Linked DNA regions of Homo sapiens: region 1 is linked to region 2. A link is a loop called in an ENCODE intact Hi-C map of the cell type or tissue named here. Cell type or tissue: B cell. All regions are shown on one strand.

Region 1 (8,000 bases), 540 kb after region 2:
ATTGTATTTGCTAATATTTTATTGAGGATTTTGGTTGGTCTGTAGTTTTCTCTTATTGCAATGCCTTTGCCTGGTTTGGTAACACTGCCTTCATGAAAAGAGTTGGTGTTTTCTCCTATTCTATCTTCTGAAAGAGATGATGTAGAATTGACATTTTTTCTTCTTTAAAGGGTTGGTAGTATTTTCCAGGAAACTGTAGTTTTTCTGTGTTGGAAGGTGTCCTTTATTAGATATTGGACCTCCCAATTATCTTTTCTTCTTTAATAAGTTCTGGTATTTGCGCCTATCAAGGAATTGGTCCACATTATCTGAGGTTTTGATAAACAACACGTGGTGTTGTTTATGGAGTTCCCTTATCAGCCTTTTAATTTCTGACAATTGTTTAGCAATATCCCCTTTTGTTCTCCATATTGTTTATCAATTTGATGGATCTCAAAGAACCAGCTTGGGTTTAATCAGTTTCCTCTATTTTCCTTTTGTTTTCAATTGCGTGGACTCCTGCCCCATCCTTCCCTTTGCTTGCTGTGGGTTCCATTTCCTCATCTTTCTCTAGTTTCTCAAGGCAAAGCTCCTATGTTGGATTCAATACCTTTCTTCTTTTCAAAGCAGCGCCCGGTTCCCTCCTTCTCCATCCTCAGTGGCTATACCTGGCCTGTGCCTGAGGCTGTGAACGAGCTTATCTCTGCAGCCCCTTCTGTAATTCCATAATTCCTGGCTTCTGGACCCATGTCTCACCGATGATAGAGTCAAGGAGGATGCCCCACAAGGTGGCTGTGAGGGCAGGTCAACATCCAGAGGCCCCCACCCAGCACTGCCGAGGCTGTGTCAGGGACTCATCTGCCCTTGGGTGTCCACTCCCAGGAGGCTGAGAGGCACACAACACTGCAGGCGTGGGGTCCGGAGCCAGGAAGAGGCTATTTTAATTAAACAGTGGAGGGAGAGGCTCTTGCTGGGATGGTCAGGATTCTGTTTCCTGATTGCCAAAGCCCAGCGAGCGATGGGCTGACTGTCTATCCCGGGGCTCAGCAGGGCAGAGGCTCATCCTGAGTGCTGGGCAGGGCACCTTCTGGATGGTGGCCCCCACGTTTCCTCATTGAGGAGGTGGCCCCTGGTCGTGCTCAAGCTAAACCCCCAGGGGTGAGCCCAGCACCAGGCAGTGCTGTGCAGCAGTGTCTCTCTGAGACTGGGGGGAGGGGCAGTAGGGTGCATGGGGTTTACTTAGAGACCCATTCTTTCCAGGGGACCCAGGACGCAACGCCACAGTATGTGGAGTCTCATCCCCAACCTCCGCCAGCCTGAGGCTTGGGCCAACATCAGAGCCCTGAGGCACAGAATCCCCCCACACCAAGATGCCAGAATCCTCCCAGAGTCAGCCTGGGACCCCCTAAACACACACAGCAGCCTCCATCGGGGGTGGTCCCTGTACACAGACCTCTCTACACACAGTGTCCACTGTTGCTGTCCCTATGTCGTGGCATGTTTTATAACTCAGGGTCTTTCCAAGAAGCGGCAAAGCCTCCTCACACTCTACCTTTTGTGTTTAATTGCATAAATAGTAACAATAATAATACATTCTCCTGTCCTAAAGCAGGCCACACTTTCTTCACTGTGCTCCCTCCATCTGCATGTCCCCAAACTCTCTGGTGCTGTGGGTCACACACACACACACCCCTGCCCCAGCCAGGACCCTCTGCATCCTTTCCATCCTTGGCCCATGGTGTGTCCTGCCACATCTTCCCACTCTGTGCCTGGGCCAGGCCCAGGCAGCGTCCTGCAGCCAGGGTGCTCACGGCTGCTTTGCCGGCTGTTCCTGCACTGCACGTCTGCGTCACATCCGGTTTTTGTAAGTGCCCGTTACACCCTGTGTGCACACTTGCGGACGTGCACGGCTGCATCACATCCGGTTTTTCTAAGAAAGAAGTGCCCATCACACCCTGCGTTTCACACCCTGTGTGCGCGTGTGCGGACCAGGATGCTTTTCCAGGGTAGGCTCTTCTGCAGAACTGCTCCATCCCAGGTGCTCACACTCTCTGGAGGACACAGAGGATCGAAGTCTCACTGCAGCTGTGGCACTGCGATGCACGTGGCGGTGCAAGGAAGGGCTGTGCCTTCTCCTGGCCTGGAGTGGAGTCCTGCTCTCCAGCTGCTCACTGGGGCCCTGCCACGTGCAGGCAGGCGGGGGAGGAAGGCCTCTGCTTGAGATGTTTGACCAAAGCCCTTCCGGGGCCTTCACAGAGAATCCATGACATTCCCTACACAATGCCGGCCAGGATGGGCACGTGGGGGAAGATGAACCCTAGAGGGTGCCAGAGTGGACTGACCCAACACCCTCATGCCAGGCTGAGGCAGGAGGCCCCTCAGCAAGACTGCCAGACGGAGGGAGACAGCTCCAGGAACACCTGCTTCATTCAGCCACGCCCTGGCATTTACCCAGGCTGGGGCCAGCTGCAGTGGCCGAGCTGAGGAGGGTCCAGGCATCAGTCTCAGGCTCTGCTCCCAGCCACTCAGCCTGGGCCAGGGATCTGATCTGCAGCCCTCTGCTAGCCCCGAATGCCCTCCATGCTTCCCATTTTCCTCCCTGTCACCTGGCCTCGGAGGAGGCCAGGCCAGCCCATCAATTATGTTCCCACCAACTTTGAATCCCAGGTTCCCCAGGAGCTTATCCACTCCCCTGGCACGCCCAGAGGGGGACGAGGGGCAGGCACTGCCAGCTCCATGGCAGCTCCAGCCTCCCACAGCACCCAAGGGCAGCACAGGGACCCAAGGGAGGCCAGCAGACAGGAGCCTGGGCCTGCCTGGTCTCATTCCCAGCCGCTTCCTGCGTTTCCTTTGGGGTTCCCGTGGCTGCGGTGGGGCCATGCGTTCCTTCCTTCGTCCCGCACAGCTCACCCTGCACAGTGCCTGGCTGCCGACTTGAAAACAGCAGCCATGGGTGGAATGTTACCTGCAGCTCAGAGGCAGCCGTGCAAGATCCCCCAGGAGCAGGAGGAGGGGTGGGGGGAGGCCACACGGGCACACCTCATGGTGCCTCTGTTTCCTTACCACTGAAACAGAGATAACCTTGGTTCACAGCTCATAGGGGCTATAGTGCTATGTAAAGTGCCTGCCACGCTGATGCCCCATACATGTTGGCTGTTATGGGTATCCACTTTTGGGGGTGTCCTGGCCTAACCCACCTGTGATTTCTTTGCCACAGACCTGCGCCCCCTGGACATCCTGGCGGAAGTGGTCCCTTCTGATGGCGCCACAAGCGGGATCAGGATAGTTCAGGTTCACGGTGCACGGGGACTCCAGCTCTCAGTAGCCGCCCCCCGCACCATGAGCTTCCCAGCATCCAGGATTTTCTCCCAGTGTGACCTCTTCCCTGAAGAATTTTCCATCGTCGTAACTTTGAGAGTTCCCAATCTTCCACCCAAGGTCAGTGGCACTTTCTGCACTTCGTGTTATAATAGCGTAATTTTCCCTTGTGAGGTTCCCAGTACCAACGCGTGCACAGGTTGAGGGGCGGCATTTGTCAAGGACTCTCTGGGTTTCTCTGGGATCAAGAGTGGCTGGCCTTGCTAGGTAGTGAGGTCCCTGTCACTGGCAGTATGTGAGAGTCTGTGTGACCATTTGCTAGTGGTTTGCACAGCCAATTCCTGCAATCGAGGGACTAGTGCTCAGAGTTTTTATGTTGACATCCTTTGGCAGGAAGCGCTAACAATAAAATCACATCTAAAAAGGGACACTTTGTAGACCCATTTATCTAAGACTTGAAGTGCCATCAATCCCAAATCTAACAGACAAGCCCCATCCCATCCTCTGCCTACTAGTTTGGAAGGTGAAGACAGTAATGTTTGTCTCTGTCCCCTTCCCCACGGTTTCTGGGACAGTGCACGTCATATCTGTGCAGCAGGTCCTTCTGAAGTAAATAAAAATGAATTTGCATTTCCAACAGTGGTGTTGAGCACTTCTCATGTGTGTACTGGCTATTTGTGCATATTCCTTGGAGAAATGTTCATTTAAATTTTTTGCCCAGTTTTTCGTGGATTAATGGACTTATTGCTCAGTTATAAAGAATTCTTTATGTATTTGATGAGCCCCTTATCAGATATATGATTTGCAAATATTTGCTCCCATTCTGTGGGTTTTCCTTTTACTTTCTTGGTAGAGCCCTTTGGAGCACAAAATGTTTAAACCATGATGATGTTCAATTTATCTATTTTTTTTATTTTGTTGCTTGTACTTTTGATATCATATCCAAGAATCCAATGCCAAATCCAAGGTCATGAAGATTTACCCTTATGTTTTCTTCTAAGAGTTTTATACTTTTGGTACTTACATGTGAGTCTTCAATCCATTTAATTTTTGTATGTGGTGTGAGGTAGGGGGTCAATTTTGTTCTTTTGTATATAGATATTCAGTTGCCCCCACACCATTTGCTAAGGAGATTATTTTTTCCTCATTGAATGGTCTTGACAACCTTGTGAGAAATAAATTGACTATAGATAGGTGGGTTTATTTCTGGACTCTCAATTTTACTTTATTCATTCATTTGTCTATTTATATATTTGTACCACACAGTCTTGGTTACTGTAGTAACCAAGATTTATTGTAGTAAATCTTTAAATTGGGAACTATGAGTCATCCAACTTTGTTCCTCTTTTTAAATTTTGGTTTGGCTATTCTGGATCGCTTGTAATTACATATTGATTTTATAATCAACTTGTGAATGTCTACAGAGAAGTTAGCTTGAGATTGGACAAATCTGTAATTAATTTGGGGAGTATTGTCATGTTAACAATATTAACATGAGTGGATCATGGACTTCAGATTAATGAACGTATGATGCTTTTCCATTGTTTACATCTTCCTTAACAAAACAAAAATAATGTTTTATAGTTTTCAGAGTATAAGTTTTATAATTATTTTGTTAAATCTAGTCCTAGTATTTTTTCCTTTTTGATGCTATTATAAATAATTTCATGTTTGGCTTGTTAATTGCAAATATATAGAAATACCGTTATTTATTTATTTAATTTTGAGACAGAGTCTCACTCTGTCACCCAGGCTGGAATGCAGTGGTGCAATCTCGGCTCAATGCAACCTCTATTTCCTGGGTTCAAGCGATTCTCCCGCCTCAGCCTCCAGAGTAGCTGGAATTACAGGTGTACACTACCATGCCCAGCTAATTTTTGTATTTTTAGTAGAGACAGGGTTTCGCCATGTTGGCCAGGCTGGTCTGGGCCTCCCAAAGTGCTGAGATCACAGACATGAGCTACCACACCTGGCCTGAAATACCATTGATTTCTGTGTGTTGACGTTGTATCCTGCAACCTTGCTGAGCTGGCAGCTTTTTAGTGAATTTCTTAGGATTTTCTATATATAAGATTATATCATCTGTGAATAGAGATGATTTGTTTCTTCTTTTCCAATATGAATGCTTTTTATTTTTTCCCACTAAGTATAATATTAACTGTGGATTCTTCATAGATGCCCTTAACAAATTGAGCAAGTTTCCTGCTCTATCTTATTGAGTGTTTTTAACATGAAAGGATGGTGGATTTTATCAACTGCTTTTTCTGCATCTATTGTTATAATCATGCTATTTTTGTTTTTTATTCTGTTGATGTGTTGTGTTACATTAATTGATTTTTAGATATTAAACCAATCTTGTATCCCAGGGATAAATCCCATTTAGCCATGGTGTATAACTCTTCTTTTATGTTGCTGGATTCAGATTGCTAGTATCTTGTTGAGTATTTTGCGTTCATATCATGAGAGATAGTGGTATTGGTCTGTAGTTTTCTTTTCTTATGATGTCTTTGTGTGATTATGGTATGAGACTAATACTAGCCTCATAGAATGAGTTAGGAAGTAATACTTCCTCTTAGTTTTTGAAAGGGTTTGTGAAGAATTGGTTTTAATTCTTTATTTATTTCCACTTTAATCTTCATTATTTCCTTCATTGTGCTTGCTTTGAGTTGGCTCTTCTTTCTCCAGCATCTTAAAGTAGGTTAGGTTATTGATTTGAGATCTTTCTTAATACAGGTATTTACAACTATAAACTTCTCTCTAAGCAATACTTTTGCTGCATCTCATAAGTTCTGGTATTTTGGGTTTCATTTTTATTCATCTTGATGATTTTATGATTTTCCTTTTGGTTTCTTTTTTGACTTGTTTGTTGGTTATATAAGAGTGTGCTGTTTAATTTTCACATATTTGTGTGTTTCCCCAGTTTTTTTTCTATTATTGATTTCTAATTTTATTTTATTGTGGCCAGAATACATACTTTGCATTATTTCTGTCTTTTTAAATTTACTGGAGGTTTATTTTATGGCCTAACATATGTCCTATGCTAGACGATACTGCATATGCATTTCAAAAAAATGTATATTCTGCTGTCATCAGGTGGGAACAGTCTAAAGGTGTCTGCTAGACTTTATTGGTTTATTGTATTCAAGTTTTCCTTTTTCTTGTTGATCTTCTACCTAGTTATTCTATCCGTTTGTTGAAATTACGGTGTTGAACTATTCAATTAATATTGTTGACTTGTCTATTTCTCCCTTCATTTCTGTCAGCTTTTGCTTCATGTATTTTGGTGCTCTTTTATTATTTCCATACATGTTTATATTTATTATACCTTCATGATAGGTTGACCTTTTATCATTATAAAGTGTTCCTCTTAATCTCTAGTAACAATTTTTGTTTTAAAATTTATTTTATCGGACAGCAGTTGGGCTACTCCAATTTTCTCATGGTTGTTGTTTGTATAGTTTATCTCTTTCTGTTTACTTTCAATCTAGTTGTATATTGCAATATAAAGAATGCCTACTTTACAGAGTATCTATTACATCTTGTTTTTTATTTAATCCAGTCTGACAGCCTCTGCCTTTTGACTGGGTTATTTAATCTATTTACATTTAATGTTGTTATTGATATACAGTTGACCTCATTTTTTATGAATTTTGTATTTGCAAATTCAGCTACTCTCTAAAATTAATTTGTAATCTCAAATACTGGTGGCACTTTTGTGGTCATTCATTGGCATGCACAGATTAGTGAGAAATTTGAGTCTCCCAAAATGCATGTTCCCAGATAAGGTTGAACAAGGCACACTCTGCATTCTTGCTTCAGCTCTCATATTGTAAATAAGCATTTTTTTTTGTAATCTACTTAATGCCACATTTTCACATTTTTGTGATTTTTTGGGTGACTTTACTGTTTAAAATGGCCCTCAGGCATGGTGGTGAAGGGGCTGTTCAGTGTTCCTAAGTGCAAAAAGGCTGTGATGTGCCTTACAGAGAAAATATGTATGTTAGAGAAGCTTTGTTAAGGCATAAGTTGTAGTACTGTTGGCTGAGTTCAATGTTAATGAATAAACAATAATTATTAAACATATATAACACTCGACTATATGTTGATAGTTGAAACTGCGACCAGAGGATTACAAGAACCAAACTCTGTATTTCCCCTAGGAACAATGGTATATTATTTCCTAATTCAGTATTTGCAATGACTTTATGTAATTACTACTAACAATGAAAATCAACTGTACTTGAATTTATGTCTACTAGTTTACTTTTTATTTCCCATATGTTTTATATGGTTCTGTGGGTTTATGGGTTTTTTTTGTCACCACTGTCCTTATATTCTTTCTTCACTACTTTCTCTTATATTAAGTGCATATTTCCTAATGTAGCATTTTGATTTCTTTATGTTTTCCCATGACACTGTTTTAGTTTTTCCTTAGTGTTTGCTCTGGGGTTTACCATATACTTATTTTGACTTATCAAGATCAACTTCAGATTTGTGCCAACTTAATACCAGTGAGATACAAAAAGATTGCTCCTATACAACTCTTTTCCTTTTTGTCCTTTTTGTAGTCTTGTTGTTATATATATTACATCTACAGATGTTAAAACCCAACAATATATTGTTATACTTATTACTTCCTATAATTTTATGGCTTTTAAAGATGCTCAGAGAAGAAAGAACAAGTATATATTTATATCATTTGT
Region 2 (8,000 bases):
AATTTTCTTATACGTGCTATTCATAACAGCAGACTGCTTGCAAAAGTAAAAGCTACTTGTGACTTCCAGTTTGAAATATCTGAAACATTCAGAAAGCAGCTGAGCTAAAACTGATCTCCGCACTTGTCCAAGAGGGGTCACTGGGCTGCAGCTGTGTTCATTCATTGTAAGGGCTCCCGAAACACCGACCAATACTGAAGAACCCTCATGTGCTGCACAGGCTCCTCTGGGCAGGGCTGCTCAAGTATCAGAGAGCTCGGCCAGGTCCAACTCTCAGGGCAGCTTCCTAGTGGCTGTTAACAGGTGACGCTGTACAGACACTCCCTTTCAGGATGCTTTAAAAAACAGACAAGGAGAGAGTTCAGAGTAAACTGAAAAACTCACATGTCAACATATATATATATATACACACACACACACACACACACACACATATATACACACACACACATATATATATATACACACACACACATATATATATATAGTTTTGTTTTGTTTTGTTTTTGAGACAGAGTCTTGCTCTGTCGCCCAGGCTGGAGTACAGTGGCACGATCTTAGCTCACTGCAACCTCCACCTCCTGTGTTCAAGCAATTCTCCTGCCTCAGCCTCCCGAGTAGCTGGGACTACAGGTGTGCAACACCACGCCTGGCTAATTTTTGTATTATTAGTAGAGATGGGGTTTCACCATGTTGGCCAGGCTGGTCTCGAACTCCTGACCTTGTGATCCACCCACCTCGGCCTCCCAAAGTGCTGGAATTACAGGCGTGAGCCACCGAGCCTGGCCATTTCAACCAATATTTTAAAATTCACTATCACATTTTAGTCCCCAAAATATCCCTAGGAAAGGCGTGCAAGCAAGGCAAGTAGATTTCCCTTTTCACAGACAAATAAAACTCAACTAAGTTTAGTCAATGAGTGAAATACTTCTTAAACATTCTGCCTCCCAACTCCAGCCATCTTCCTATGACTACCCACATGGCCCCAGCACCCCTTAGGGCCTGTGTACACAGGACACACGTGGCCCCTCACAACTCACAGAGGGGCATCCTCCCTATGACACTCTCCATCTTTGAGATCATAACTCTGGGGATCATGACCTGATCTCCCCAGAACTTCCTCGTTATCACATGTCATCTTGGGGTCATTAATAATTGCAGGCCCTTTCACTCTCAAAAGTGTCCCTGTTCAAGCAGTAAATCAGTAAATCACATGTTCACCTATTTTATAACACAAGCCTACATCCCCCAAATGGGAAGTGGGACCAAAGGTCTGCAGAGGCTGCCAGCTCCTCACACCAGGGCAGACTGACCAAGAGGAATGTGGGTGACTCAGGACCATCCCTGCTTTATTTCCACCCAACTGCATTTAGAACAGAAGCCGAATCTCACCATGCAACTCTACACAGAGATACACACCGAGAGGAAGGCTCACCCCCGACCCCAAGCCCTGGCCCCAGCCCAGAAAGTCCAGGGAAGAGAAGAGGGAAGGGTTATGAGGAGCCCCAGGGATAGGGGAAGTCCACCAAGGGCCTTGTGTGCATGTCTAGGCAACCTTCACTCATCTATAGCAGATATGAAGTCCCTGTGCCTCTTTACACCGAATAAAAAAGGCAATTCCAGAAAAGACACCTGAGCTAGACTCAAAAATGATGAGTCAATTTCTATCATTTTCAGGGGGAAAACCAGTATTTTCTTGAAGAAGGATGTAGGCAAGACATGAGGTGTGCAGAGACACCATTCCCATACCTGCTCCTTCCCTGATGACAGAGGCTGTAGCTGGGCACTTTGGGAGGCATCTCAGAGAGTCCAGAATTCCATGAAATGTAACAAAAGCTCAATCTCACTAGTAAGCAGGTCCATGAGAATCAAAACTACAGAAAAATACCACACACACCTGCCCAGAATGGTAAAAATTAAGAAGACAGAAACTTCCAAAGCAGTTGATGCCACATGGGGAGTGTGGTGAAAGCAGGCAGTTGAGTGCCCAACCAGGCACCATGCCAGCATCACCCACTCACGCTGAAGTGCGTGTGCTCACAGCCAGCCCATCCACCCCAGCAACACCTGTGCTTCTTTACCAAAACACATGTATCAGTATGGTCAGAACAGTTTTGCTTATAATGGCCCCAAACTGGAAACCGTCTAACTATCCATCGTCAGCAGAATGAATATATGATATGGTCAAACAGCAGAGTACTATGTACAGCAGTAAAAACGAACAGGCAACAACACAGGCAAGTCTCATCACACATGTAATACTGAACAAAAGAAAACACACAAAAACACATCCTTTGACTGCATTTATATAGTTAAAAAATAGGCTAAGCATAGGACTTTAAGGGCAATGAAACAATTCTGCATACTGTAAGGATGGATCCATATCGTCATAAATGTGTACAAACCCATAGAACGTCCAACACTAAGAGTGCACCCTCATGGAAACCATGAACTCTGGGTAATGAGGTGTCAACATGGGGTCATCAACTGTAACAAATACACGGCTCCGGATACGGATGTTGATAATGGGGGAGGCTGTGCCTGTGTGGGGGCAGGGGGCATACGGGAAATCTTTGTACCTGTCCCTCAATTTTGCTGTAAATATAAAACTGCTCTAAAAAATAAAGTTTATTAAAACGTTAAAAACAAACAAACAGGCACGCCCAAACAAACAGGTTGCAGGATACAAGCTCAAGTGACAAACCTGTCACCCACAGAGGTCAGTGGCAGGCACCCACGCCAACAGGAGGAGCCTGAGGAAGCCTTCAGGGACTGCAGCGCTCCGTGTGCTGGCCTGGGTGGAAGGCACAGCCTGGCGGGCTCTGCAATGCTTCACTCAGCTGCGCCTTCCTCTTGTGCGCTTTCCTGCTTGCGTAACGCTTCTCAACAACACAGGTAGACCCTGATTGTCTTCCAAGTCACTGCTGATGAGCTGAGAGACGAAGGAGCACCCCAGCCCTCTCGACCTGAGCTCTCACTAGCACCATCCCCTCACAGAGCAGAGAATGGGAAAGGGATGAGTGTCCCAAGAGGATGGACAGATGGGCAGAGCTCAGCACAGCACTCAGGAGTACCTTCCAGCAGGTAAAAACTGACAGAGATGCGCCCACTGCATTTAGGAAGCAGCACAAGAATCTTGGCTTTCTGTCCATGAGATCTGATTAAAATGTTTATTAGTTTTTAAAATAATGGTAAAAAACTAATTACCCAATCAAAATAAATGAATCCTGACAGCAACTATAACTAGAAATATTTAAAGAGCCATAAATGCTAGCAAGTCCTTGAATATTACAATTTCCAAAAGGATTGACACATGCTTAAATAGATTAGGTTTATTAATCAAACTGTTCTAGGTGAGGAGTTTAACCTCCTAGGAATTAAAATACATCATTGTCAGTAGCAATTGTTTAGTTCAATTCCTGCAGAAAAAGGTAAGTGAAAAACAAAGGGCAAACAAATTCTCCACACCCCCGCCTCACTGGCTCTTTGACAACGCGGTCCCCAAGTCACCACACCCAGGTAGAGACTTGCCGGATGGTCAAGAAAACACAGCCATTACTTGGCACAGAAATGTACTGGTTTTCAAATTCGTGGGAAATAAGAAACTAATTATTTCATAGAATAAACAGATGAACATTTTAAGGTTTGTTTCGTGAATGGAAAACGCTAAACATGCTACCCTGAGGTTATCTCCACCTCTTTCCAAGCATGACTGAAAATGGTTTCTCCTCAAGGAAGAAAATTATGCAGAGGAAAGAGTCTCACATTTTCTTCTCAAAATGTGGAAGTGAAAAGGTCAAGTAAAAATAAATACAAAGTAAACTGACTAATTTGAGCTTCCTTCCTCCCTGCACCCAGCTAATAGAGCAGAATGTTAAAAATAAAAGTGGTCAGAATTTTTCAGAGCGAGGACTGTGAGGTAAAAATAGATGCTCACACCGCACTTGCAGCTGAAGCGTGACTAGAGGCAGCCCCCACGCTACTTGTGGCTTTCCACTAATGTCTATAGCGACAAAAAGAGAGAGAAAGGCGCCTCCCAGTGTGGCTGAAAACCACATACTGACGTACAACCGCACACAGAAAGTTTTCAAAGGAAAATTTCAGGAGCAAATACATGATTTTTGCTTAAAACCAGCGTGATTTGGCTTCTCTATCACCAAAAGCATCCAGAAAGAGGGGCATCAAGACGTTGGTTTTAATAGTAAACCTGGAAACAACCAAAAGGTGCATTGCTAGGTTATAAAATACCAAAGCCCGTCCATTTATTCTTCAACAAGTATTTGAGGGCCTTCTACATGCCAGGAGGATGGGACAAAAACAAAAGTCTCCATCTACACGGAGCCTCCAGTCCTGGGGGGGCGCAGAGCCCCGTGCGCTGACATCAGGAAGTGGTGACGCAGGCGACGCAGAAAAAACCAACCAGCCTCCAGACTGATAAGGAAAGGTGGATACTTTTCCACCTGTTGACCAAGCCATTAAAATCCAGGTCACAGAAAAACAGCCTACAAAATGGGAAACTGCTCCTGACTCGTTAAACGAAAGCATTCATGACAACTCGGTGGTGCCACAGGACTCATGGGGACACACACGTGCACACACATATACGCACACGCGCGCACACACGTGCACACACATATATGCACAAGCGCGCACACGCGCGCAGTGCACACACATACGCACACGCGCGCACACACATATACACACAAGCGCGCACACACGCGCGCAAACACACGTGCACACACATATACGCACACGCGCGCACACACATATACGCACACGCGCGCACACACACACGCATACAGGAGGAGGCAGCAGCGCAGACTGGTGATTCCCGCATGAACCCCAGAGCCTGGTCTGGTCCTAGCTCTGTAGCTGAGAGCTGTGCCATCCTCAGCAAGGACTTACTCAGTCCTTTTGCCTCTGCTGATTCAGCCCCAAAAGTAGAGTCCTAGCAATGCCACCTCCTTCAGGTGTGTTTGCAGGGCCCTGCTCAAGTGACCCAACTTCTGCCTGGCTTGGCCTGGGCTGCAATCACACAGCCTTCAAAGACAGAATGCTATCCTAACTAAATTCTGTGTTTAATCTGTATCAGGTACCTTCCAGCCATGTGACTTATGAAATCCATAATGAATACAGAGCCATCCTAAGAATATCAGGTACCTTCCAGCCATGTGACTTATGAAATCCATAATGAATACAGAGCCATCCTAAGAAAAAAGGTCGAAGTGTGGAAACTACCTAAATTTAACAAGCCCTAGGTGTGTTACCTAAATTTAAACCCCTAGGTTTAGGGATGTGGGTGTGGTGGTTGGAAGGAAGGAGAAACAGCCTAGAATAATCCACAGTAGAGCGGGGGCATCCTGGCAGCCTGTGCATGCAGGTGCATAAGAATTTGGTACCTGCTTCCTAGGAAATCTAGGGAGAGTTAGTGCTGCTTTTGTTATAAAGTCTATTTCAAAGCACACTGAGAATAAATTTAGAAGTTAACAATCATAAACTTTAATGCTCTTTTAAGCTGAAAAGGCAACTGCCTCTTCACCTTTATTTAATACACCATTTCCAATTAAGCACGTACATGAGAAATAGCAACATTATTAGAAATAGCTATCAAGTGAGACTTTTGATTATTTGCACATCTGTAAGAAATGGTATCTTGGTAAAGTGTATGGGCCATGTTTATGTACGTGTATATGTGCATATGTGTCTGTTCATACCTTTTTCCCATTTTCCTAGAATTTCGGGTTTCTTCTCCCTCAACTTTTAAAACATTTATGATATGCTACAAAGGTTTTCACACAATTGGTATTTTTGTCTTTTGACCTTATTGTGTTTTTCTGTTTTGTTTTTGGTCAGGCAAAGTTGTTACTTTTTTTTTGAGACAGGGTCTCGCTCTGTCACCGAGGCTGGAGTGGCACCATCATGGCTCATTGCAACCTTAACCTCCTGGGCTCAAGTGATCCTCCCACCTCAGCCTCCCAAGTAGCTGGGACTACAGGTGTGTGCCACCACACCCAAATTATTTTTGTATTTTTTGTAAAAATAGGTTTTGCCATGTTGCCCAGGCTGGTCGCAGTATTTTGGAATGCAGTCAAATTCATCCATCTTTTCTTTGTTGAAGCTGAATTTTGAGTTACGCCTTTAAAAAAGCCTTTCCCAACACATAGGTAATATTCAACCATGTTTGTGTCTAACATTGGAACAGTTGCCTTTTTCACACTGAGTTCTCTGACCCACTTGCAGCCTATTTTTGCATGTGGTGTAAGCTATAAATCCTAATGATGTATTTTACAAAATGGAGTCCAATTGTCCCAAGAACGTTGACTCTAACAATCTATCTTTGACCCAACAATCTGAGATACTATCTTTATCATATACTAGATTTCCATCTATATATGGGCTTATTTCCTCCATTGGTCTGTCTGGTTCTTCATGCAACCTTGCCACACTATTTTCCATATAGCCTTTGTAGTATGTTTTAATATCTAGTAGAGCTATTCTCCTTTTCTTGGCTCTTTCTTTTCTAAGTTTTCTAGGTATTCATGCTATTTCAATTTTAGAATCGACATGTCCAGCCCAAGAAAAAAAAGCTGAGTCTTTTTGCTTTCAAATATTAGCATCACATTAAATTTGAAAATTACCTGACAACTGACATCTTAATGAGCCAAGCCATCTTAACCGAGAACAAGGTGTCTTCACCTGCTCAAGGCGACTTCTGTGTCTTTCTCAACTTATTGTTTTCTTCACTTAGCTTTTGAACAGTTCTCATTACATTTATTCCTAAATATTTTCTCGTTGTTGCTATTGTTAATGGGGTTGTCTCTTCCATAATATCTTCTGATTATTTTTGTATATATGAATAACATTGACGTTTGCATATTAATTTTGTATTTCTACTGGACAGGACTGCTCTAGGGTTTTCCAGATACTCCCAAAAGAGGTAGTTTTATTTCTTCTTTTCCACATGGTATGCCTTTGTTTTTTCTTTCCTTTACTCAACATAGCCAGTGGGTACCTCAGGATTCCTCCATATTGACTAATGAAACTGCACATCTGTGCTTTGTGCAGCCTCTTCCTGCCTTGCCACAAGCCCTGCTCTGACGCACTCAACTCCAGCACTTATTCCTTGCTTTGGGGAGATACAACTGACACAGAGAAGAGACAAATTTGCACCCCAAAAGTGCATCCAGCCGTATTTGTTCTCAACAATACCTTCTTTACCTTTCTGGCTCTTGTTTAACTATAGTTAAGTTAAATTTGTGTACCTCCCACTGGAAGGACCCTATCATAGATAGCACTAAAAATGGTTTATTAAAGTAAAGTGAGCTAAATATTTTAAGTTGCTCGGAAGTTCCCAAGTCACTCATCCGGAGAGTAAGAGAAAAGGGGGACAGCTAAAAGCCCCAAGGCCTGTGGCTCCCCAGAGTTCTCGTGGGTTTCCAAGCACAGACTCACGGCTAAGAAACGGAGTGCAGGCATCCCAGCATTTGGCCTAGCCACCCCCTCTCTCTCCAGGTCACGTATTTAGGATGGCCTTAGAGACATGATGATAAACACACTGAGAGCAAGGCTAAGTTAAGTGACAGATGATATCTGTACTTAATACACGAGTCTAGGTTGAAACATTAAACACAACCACAACCCACGCTGAACACAGAGGGCTTTGTTAAATATCATAAAAAGGCTTTAAACTCAGCAGGCAACATAGCCAAGTAGAGAAAGGACCTATAAAAAAAAAAAGCCTCCCACGGGATTTAACAAGCCTGCTCAAGATACAATTGCATTAAAGGCAAAGAAAGGAATACTGCTGTGGATGAGAAAACAAAGCAAACAGCTAAGAACAACTTCATCAGGTTGAGAAGCAAACAGTCCTAAAACACGACATGACATCAGGGTAGCTTGTTCTTACAAAAGAATTTCTGCACTAGATTGTTGGTATTCCTTTACAGTTGTTTTACAGAACAAAGACAACACTATCACTAGCAAAAAGCCTAAAAAAGCAA

The links. Hi-C counts contacts between places; a loop is a spot of excess contacts. Peaks named below come from ENCODE experiments on the same cell type or tissue, not always from the same donor. Only the 100,000 strongest peaks of a DNase experiment are listed, where the experiment ranks them.
Region 1: a loop joins it to region 2, with 11 times the contacts of the local background. A loop is called at or near these places in 1 of 110 quality-filtered maps.

The regions. Positions count from the first base shown.
Region 1 is chr21:44,563,202-44,571,201 of GRCh38, reverse strand. TSPEAR (thrombospondin type laminin G domain and EAR repeats) reads left to right here. Exons shown (of 12, transcript NM_144991.3): 2 at 3,197-3,417. Among named protein-coding and RNA genes, the nearest start is that of KRTAP10-4, 6.5 kb to the left of the region's middle. In B cell, no CTCF peak of the experiment used is centred here; DNase peaks (open chromatin) are centred at 4,611 and 5,961; H3K27ac peaks cover 2,336 bases.
Region 2 is chr21:45,105,931-45,113,930 of GRCh38, reverse strand. All of the region lies in intron 1 of ADARB1 (adenosine deaminase RNA specific B1), which reads right to left. Among named protein-coding and RNA genes, the nearest start is that of ADARB1, 35 kb to the right of the region's middle. RefSeq lists a silencer at 104-153. In B cell, no CTCF peak of the experiment used is centred here; DNase peaks (open chromatin) are centred at 2,940 and 3,940; H3K4me3 peaks cover 4,476 bases; H3K27ac peaks cover 5,833 bases.